Regions from separate parts of the Homo sapiens genome. Here all the other regions are linked to region 1. Evidence: chromatin loops called from intact Hi-C (ENCODE). Cell type or tissue: spleen. All regions are shown on one strand. Region 1 overlaps MARK3 (microtubule affinity regulating kinase 3). Region 2 overlaps MARK3 (microtubule affinity regulating kinase 3). Region 3 overlaps EIF5 (eukaryotic translation initiation factor 5).

The links. Hi-C counts contacts between places; a loop is a spot of excess contacts. Peaks named below come from ENCODE experiments on the same cell type or tissue, not always from the same donor. Only the 100,000 strongest peaks of a DNase experiment are listed, where the experiment ranks them.
Region 2: it touches region 1 in a loop (2.2-fold over the local background); 2 of 110 quality-filtered maps call a loop at or near these places.
Region 3: it touches region 1 in a loop (3-fold over the local background); 71 of 110 quality-filtered maps call a loop at or near these places.

What each region holds. Positions count from the first base shown.
Region 1 is chr14:103,392,640-103,395,139 of GRCh38, reverse strand. The region is part of intron 1 of MARK3 (microtubule affinity regulating kinase 3); the gene reads right to left. Among named protein-coding and RNA genes, the nearest start is that of MARK3, 8.5 kb to the right of the region's middle. In spleen, a CTCF peak has its summit at 967; no DNase peak of the experiment used is centred here; H3K27ac peaks cover 1,619 bases.
Region 2 is chr14:103,473,928-103,476,427 of GRCh38, reverse strand. MARK3 (microtubule affinity regulating kinase 3) reads right to left here. Exons shown (of 18, transcript NM_001128918.3): 13 at 1,218-1,435. Among named protein-coding and RNA genes, the nearest start is that of CKB, 48 kb to the left of the region's middle. In spleen, no CTCF peak of the experiment used is centred here; no DNase peak of the experiment used is centred here.
Region 3 is chr14:103,341,301-103,343,800 of GRCh38, reverse strand. EIF5 (eukaryotic translation initiation factor 5) reads right to left here. Exons shown (of 12, transcript NM_001969.5): 12 at 1-2,500. Among named protein-coding and RNA genes, the nearest start is that of SNORA28, 4.7 kb to the right of the region's middle. In spleen, no CTCF peak of the experiment used is centred here; no DNase peak of the experiment used is centred here.

The DNA.
Region 1 (2,500 bases):
CACTTTCAAGCCCAGACTCTTTCCATCACACATCCCTTCAGGAAAGTAGTGTAAGATTGTGGCCAGGCGCTGTGGCTCATGCCTATAATCCTAGCACTTTGGGAGGCCGAGGCAGGTGGATCACTTGAGGTCAGGAGTTCAAGACCAGCCTGGCCATGGTGAAACCCCGTTTCTACTAAAAATACAAAAATTAGCCAGGCGTGGTGGCGGGTGCCTGTAATCCCAGCTACTCGGGAGGCTGAGGCAGGACAATCACTTGAACCCAGGAGGCAGAGGTTGCAGTGAGCCAAGATCATGCCACTGCACTCCAGCCTGGGCAACAGAGCAAGACTCCATCACAAAAAAAGAAAAAAGACTAGAGTTATGTAAAATTCTATGAACAAAACCTGTGAATTCAACTTCTCTGATTTTATATTAAATTCTACCAATACAGATTTTTGTGTCAAATGTCCATACACAAACCCCACAATATTTAGGTCCAACAAAAAGCAAATGCCTGTCAACAAGAAATACAGAAAAAACACCTGCTTTGTTTGAGCTTCAACACTGAACTTCAAGGTCCCACATAACCCACAGAAACAATGTCTTATCTAGTGCACACAGAAGTACACAAGACCAACCATAGTTGAGCAGCTTGAGTGGCTAGAGTGTAGTGCTAGCGAACTCTCGGCTGAAGACAAAATTGGATGCCCCTCCCACCTCCAAAAAAAGGCCTTTTCTTTCAAAGCCAACTTCTGCCCTTCCAATTGTTCTGTACAAGCAGGTGCAGACGGGTGAGTACAAATTCCTTATTACTTTTGCAGACCAACTCCAAGCACAACCTTTAACTTCTTGTGTGAGACAGGACATTAAAGCTTCCCAGGTAAGAGATTTATTTTCTCCTTCATGTTTAATTTGAAATTTGAAAATGGATATGAGACAAATGAATTTTCTGCTTTAGTCCTCCCAGTGGTGATCAGAGGGTACTGCATTCCCTGACTCCTTTTTCTTTTTTAACCAAAGCCACAAGTCACGGAATATTCCCTGACTCTTACTAGGAATTTGTTCCAGCCCAGGAAAAAATTCCAGGCATAAAATTTGGCTATATCTTAGAATAATAAAATGCAGGCCGAGCGCAGTGGCTCAAGCCTGTAATCCCAGCACTTTGGGAGGCCAAGGCAGGCGGATAACCCAAGGTGAGGAGTTTGAGACCAGCCTGGCTAACATGGTGAAACCCCATCCCTACTAAAAATACAAAAAATTAGCTGGGCATGGTGGTGTGTGCCTGTAACCCCAGCTACTTAGGCTGGCAGGCGGAGGTTGCAGTGAGCCAAGGTCACGAGATTGCACTCCAGCCTGGCAACAAGAGTGAAACTCTGTCTCAAAAAAAAAAAAAAAGTAATAAAATGCAGAACAATCCTCTTTGCAATCAAATAGTTAATATTAATTTTTATTAGACTGTATAAGCCTCTATGTAATTACAATGTAAATCATGCACCATGTAAGTCTAAATAGTTATACAATGTATATATCATGAGCTACATAACTTAAATGACCAAAATTCTATTTACTGCAAATTTCAACCTTTACCTCATTTACATACATAAGATAAGGATGCTCAAATTGAAGTCTATAAGATCTTTCCCTGAAAACTGACTAAATATTTTCATGAATTCTTCAGAGATCAACTTTTTTTTTTCTTTCTTAAGATACATAGTTTCACCATGTTGTCCAGGTCGACTGGAACTCCTGGCCTCAAGTGATCCTCTGGCCTTAGCCTCCTGAGTAGCTGAAACTATAGGCCAACTTTTTTCTGATAAGGCCCAAACAGCTTGATTCAACAGGTTGTGCTTAGAAGTTGACAAGCTGATTAAGCCGGGGCACAGTGGCTCACGCCTGTAATTCCAGCACTTTGGGAGGCCGAGGAGGGAAGTGGGAGGATCATGAGGTCAGGAGTTCCAGATCAGCCTGCCAACATGGTGAAACCCAGTCTCTACCGAAAATACAAAAAAATCAGCTGGGCATGGTAACAGGCACCTGTAATCCCAGCTACTCGGGAGGCTGAGGCAGAATTGCTTGAAGCCAGGAGGCGGAGGTTGCAGTGAGCCAAGATCATGCCACTGCACTCCAGCCCGGGCAACAAGAGTGAAACTCTGTCTCAAAAAATAAAATAAAATTTAAAAATTAGCTGGGTGTGGTGGCGGCTGCCTGTAATCCTAGCTACCTGGGAGGCTGAGGCAGGAGAATCGCTTGAACCCGGGAGGCGGAGGTTGCAGCGAGCGAGATCGTGCCACTGCACTCCAGCCCAGGTAACAGTGTGAGACTCCGCCTCAGGAAATTTAAAAAAAAAAAAAGCTAATTAAATAAAACCATATTACATATTTTAAATGAGATACTCTACAAAGTATTGCTGGCTGGTATACAGTTAAGTGATCACCAAATGGCAACTATTGTTATTTTCCAGAACCACAATTTTTAATAAACAGTTTTTTTTAAACTCATGGAACCTGAAAACTCAATT
Region 2 (2,500 bases), 81 kb before region 1:
AACTTTTTTTTCACCTTAAAATGTAGCTAATCCATGAAAAAGCACTGAGCATGGTCCTTGGCACATGGTAAGAACTCAGCCAACACTCTTCATCATTAGAGCTCTTTGAAGACTCAGTGTGAACACCACATCTTTGGGGCACTGGCAGTCAGACCTCCCCGTGTGTGCACGTAGGCTTCCATCTGCACTGTCACTGTTTTCATTCACTTCCTGTTAGACTGTGAGGTCTTTCCATGTCTCAGCACCTGACAACCTAAGGCTCAGCAGGTGTCCGAAATAACTGGAACCAGGCCTTGAAATAAAGGACCTATCACCATCTAGTGTCTATGGTGGGTGTGCTATGCTCTGAATGTGTCCCCTCCAAAACTCATGTTTAAGCTTTATCTCCCATAGGAGAAAACAGTATTTGGAGATGAGTCTTTTAGGTGTTTAGGCCACGAGGGCTCCGCCTTCATGAAGGGATTAGTATCTTTTTTTTTTTTTTTGAGAAGGAGTCTCGCTCTGTCGCCAGGCTAGAGTGCAGTGATGCGATCTCGGCTCACTGTAACCTCTGCCTCCTGAGTTCAAGCAATTCTCTACCTCAGCCTCCTGAGCAGCTGGGATTACAGGTGCCTGCCACCACGCCCAGCTAATTTTTGTATTTTTAGTAGAGATGGCGTTTCACCATCTTGGCCAGGCTGGTCTTGAACTCCTGACCTCGTGATCTACCCACCTCGGCCTCCCAAAGTGCTGAGATTACAGGCGTGAGCCACCGCACCCGGCCAGATTAGTGTTTTATAGAAGGGCTTGAGGGGGTGAGTTCACCCCTTCTGTCCCTTCAGCCACATGACAACACAGCATTTGTCTCCTCTGGAGGATGCCAGCACCAAGGCATCATGTTGGAAGCAGAGAACAGGGCCCTTGCCAGACACGGAACTTGTTGGTGCCTTCATCTTGGACTTCTCAGCCTCCAGAATTGTTAAGAAATAAATGTCTTTTCTTTATAAATTAGCCAGTCTCAGGTATTTTGTTACAGCAGCAAGAATGAACTAAGAGAGTGTCAACAATAAATACCTACAATGCAGCAGGTAGGATTTCTGTAAGTTAAGATTGGGCATGGCTGCCTAGTAGAGAGGGCATTCCAGTACGAGAGACCACAGGAGTAAAATGAACACCTGGTGTCTAGCTGGTTCCAACCCTACCACCCTAAGACCACTCTATAGTTCAACAACACTTACACTAGGGACAGTGGAGCTTTTCTTGCGTTCAGGAATATCCGCCTTATTAGGATTACTTGCATTCCCAAGCATGGGACTGGCTGGAGCAATTCCCTTTCCTCCAACAGCACTGCCACTTGATTTCCGGGAGGAAATTCCATCTTCTTTGAGGTCACTATCTGCAGTGCTGGTCTGACTCCTTTTCGGATACGCCACAACAGAAGGAATAGCTGGTCCAGCTAAAATAAAGAGTTCATTTTTTAAATGACTGAATATAGTTTCAAGTTTTATTTTGTGACAGTAACCATATTTTGTAAGATGATCTAAGGTTGCTATTCACCTAAAAAATGTAAAACAGTAAAATCCTCTAAGATGTTTCCCACTTATATCTAATGTTTGCCTTATGCAATGAATTCAATATTGAAATTTCACTTAATACTCCTTTCTACTTAAAACATTTTTTTTTTAATAGTAAGAGTTTAGAGTTGTCCTTTGGAAACATCTTAAGGTGGTGGTACTGCATAGATTCAAACTAATTAGATGCATACGTAACAAGCAGAATGAACCAGTTCATCTTGTACATCTGAGTGAATTACATCCTCTTTTGTAGGAGAGATGCCATCACCTTTTGGAAGAGAAAAGTATAGATTTTATGGGCCACTTCTTTTGAAGTTTTATCTTGGATCTTTTTAAAAGCACTCATAATCTTCTAGATAAACCGGAGTTTGAGTAGACAGGGGAAGGTGTAGAAGCAGAGGAATCATGCAAGCGACAGGGAGGAAGTCGGTGGAGGTCACTAGTCATTCCTGCCACTCCAGGAGGAGTGTGTCCAGGGACATGTGCCTAGGGACATGTGGATGACAGACTAATGTCCTGTAGTAAACCATATAGAGACTCCAATAGCAGCACAGGAGATTCAGAGGGCAAAGAATCTTGGAAATGAACATGATAACTAGTATATGCCTCAGATATGATAATCCAGTGGTAATCTTAAAAGACAGAGTCAAATGCTTGTTTTTTCTTTTTCGAGACGGAGTCTAGCTCTCTCGCCCAGGCTGGAGTGCAGTGGCGCAATCGCGGCTCACTGTAACCACTGCCTACTGGGTTCAAGGGATTCTCCCGCCTCAGCCTCCGGAGTAGCTGAAACTACAGGCGCATGCCAACTAATTTTTTTTTTTTGTATATATTTTTTTTTTTTTAGTAGAGACGGGGTTTCACAGTGTTAGCCAGGATGGTCTCGATCTCCTGACCTCGTGATCCACCCACCTTGGCCTCCCAAAGTGCTGTGATTACAGGCATGAGCT
Region 3 (2,500 bases), 51 kb after region 1:
CTTGGTACAACAGTACCTATGCCTCAGGACCACGATGAGGACTGACTGAGCTAACAAAATGCAAAAGGTTCAAACTCACTTATCTGCTTTTTGCAGATGGCCAGCTTTCACTTCTGCCATCTCCAGGCCAAAGGCATAAAGTCAGTGCTTGGTACACTGGAACAAACAGCTTGGGGCTCAATTTTGATACCCCTCCCTTCTCAAGCGGGAAGCGGTGGATTAGAGACCTCCTTGCCCATCTCTAAACTTTAGGACCCACACTAAAAATTTTTAAGTCAATTTCAGAATGCACTTGTTTAGAAAGCAAACCTCCCCATTCCCTCATTCTTAACTAGAGATATATACAATTATTCACAGTTACATAGCTGTATGTATGTTCCCTATTAAGCACCTGCCAAGATTTCAAGTAATAAAACTGAGGCAGATGCTCAGTTCACAGACAAGACTAGCAAATAAAGCCAGTGACCCAATGAAATGAACAACTTTTGTGAGTGGGGCTGGCAAGTGTAACTGCAGGATACATCCAACACAAATCCAAAGCAACGGCTACAAAACAGGGCAGATTCCAATGCTTTGATCTCATTATAAAATGAAAACTTGTTAACTTTAATATTAAAGCAAAGACAAAATACAATTTTATCATTATTTTAATCAAGTAACTTAGCTGTTTAAACAAATCCTTAAGACAGTTCAATAGAGCAAAGTGAAGAATTACTCTATTAGGATAACCTGTGAACAAAGTTCAGATTATGTGAATTTGTATTCCATTCGAAGTTTGGCACCAGACTGAACACTGGTTTAAGCCAAATTTTTTAGTGTTCTAGAAGCCCTGAACATGTTTTCCCTCAGATTAAAAGTAGAACCTTTATAATAGAACCTCATTAGCTTGACACTGAGTATGCTGAGTGCAACTTAGCTTAGGTCACCAGTATCTCCTACAGAATTCCAGTTAATGAAAGCAGATCAGCCTTGCGGCAAAGAATTTGAAACCTAGGCAACATACAAGTTTGAAGAAAAAAAAATCCTCTTTGGTGTGACAAAGCACATTCCCTCCAGGTATATGGCTCCTGCTCCACTTGCACCCGAATCTTGATCAAAGGCAGCTGGAGACCAATTCTTGTCTCTCCAATAAGATTGCTAGGTTTCAATTCCTTAAAATATCAAGCCAACCAAGTTTTATTACATCAAATGTTTCTATCATTTCAATGTGAAAATTTTTTTACGCCTATTTGTTATTAAGGTCTCATTATCTGTGAAATAATCACAAAAAAACAGAGGTGAATGGTATAAGCCACTGCTCCAAAATTAACCCTATCGATTCTCGATTCCCACTGTGCACTTTGTGAAAAGGGTAACTGCCAAGAGGTTTAACCTTGAAGATGATTACTCAAACAGTCAGAACCCATAATATGAGTTTAGATCAGGCAAGGAGTTCATGAGGAAGTTATCAACTCTTGTGTGTCCAAATCTAAAGCCCTGCATGGGCTCTGTCAGGTCCTTGTCACCTGCACTCAGGTGGCCATCAGACTTCTTGGGTGCCTGGCTATATTCAATGTGAAGTAAAAAATATCCCAAGTCTTACACCAAAATAGAGGCTCTGACTTAGAAGTATGCTTTTAGCTTTCTTTTTAAATAAGACATTCTGGAAGAAAAAAAAAAGAAAAAGGAAAGAAAATCAAGTTTGAAACACAGTTAACACTTATTTTGGCAAGAAAGCAACCAAAATCTAAAAAGCATAAACTATGTGTCCAAATGTAAAAGGCATTACAGAACAAACTGCAAGAGGGGAAAATTAAAGCCACACTGAACGAAAAAATACAGTATGTCTAACATTTTGGAATTGTAATTTAAACCCTAAGGGCAAAAGCTGAAAAATCATGCTTAGGTTGCTAGTTAAGTGCACCCTTCCTTGTTTCTCCCAAATAAAATCAGTTTATTAATTGCACCCCAAAGCAAGTTCTCTCAGTACAAAGTAACTACTACGTACACACAAAATGCTTGTTAATGTAATAATTTCCCTGGCTCATCCAACGTGCAATGCACACGACTTCAAAGACAATTTGGGGCAAGTGTACATGAAATGAGAAAACAGCTCTCCAAGTTTCAAATCCTGCTCTTACATTATTTATAGGACACTGAGGTCATATTTACTTCTTGGTTAAGATGTTACACTGTCATTTCATTATCAGTCTACCTCACAATGTACATTACCAGATGCCAATTTGAGGAACTACAGAGATAAAACTTTAGTACTTTCTTAATGGGCTGAATAAATTAATTACAATTAAGTTTGCTTTACATCCTGTTGAGGACCTCTTTGCAGCCCCAGGACCTAACAATATCTGGCAGGCTCCAAGAATGCTCATCAGGTGAAATGATGGCAGAACATTTAAAGTAAGGAGCCAGTTACTTCAGCTTAAGTCATTCAGAGCCAAACATCTGAAGAACGACCAAAATCAAACCTTTATTTTTATAACTGTATAAATGTGATCCAAATGTG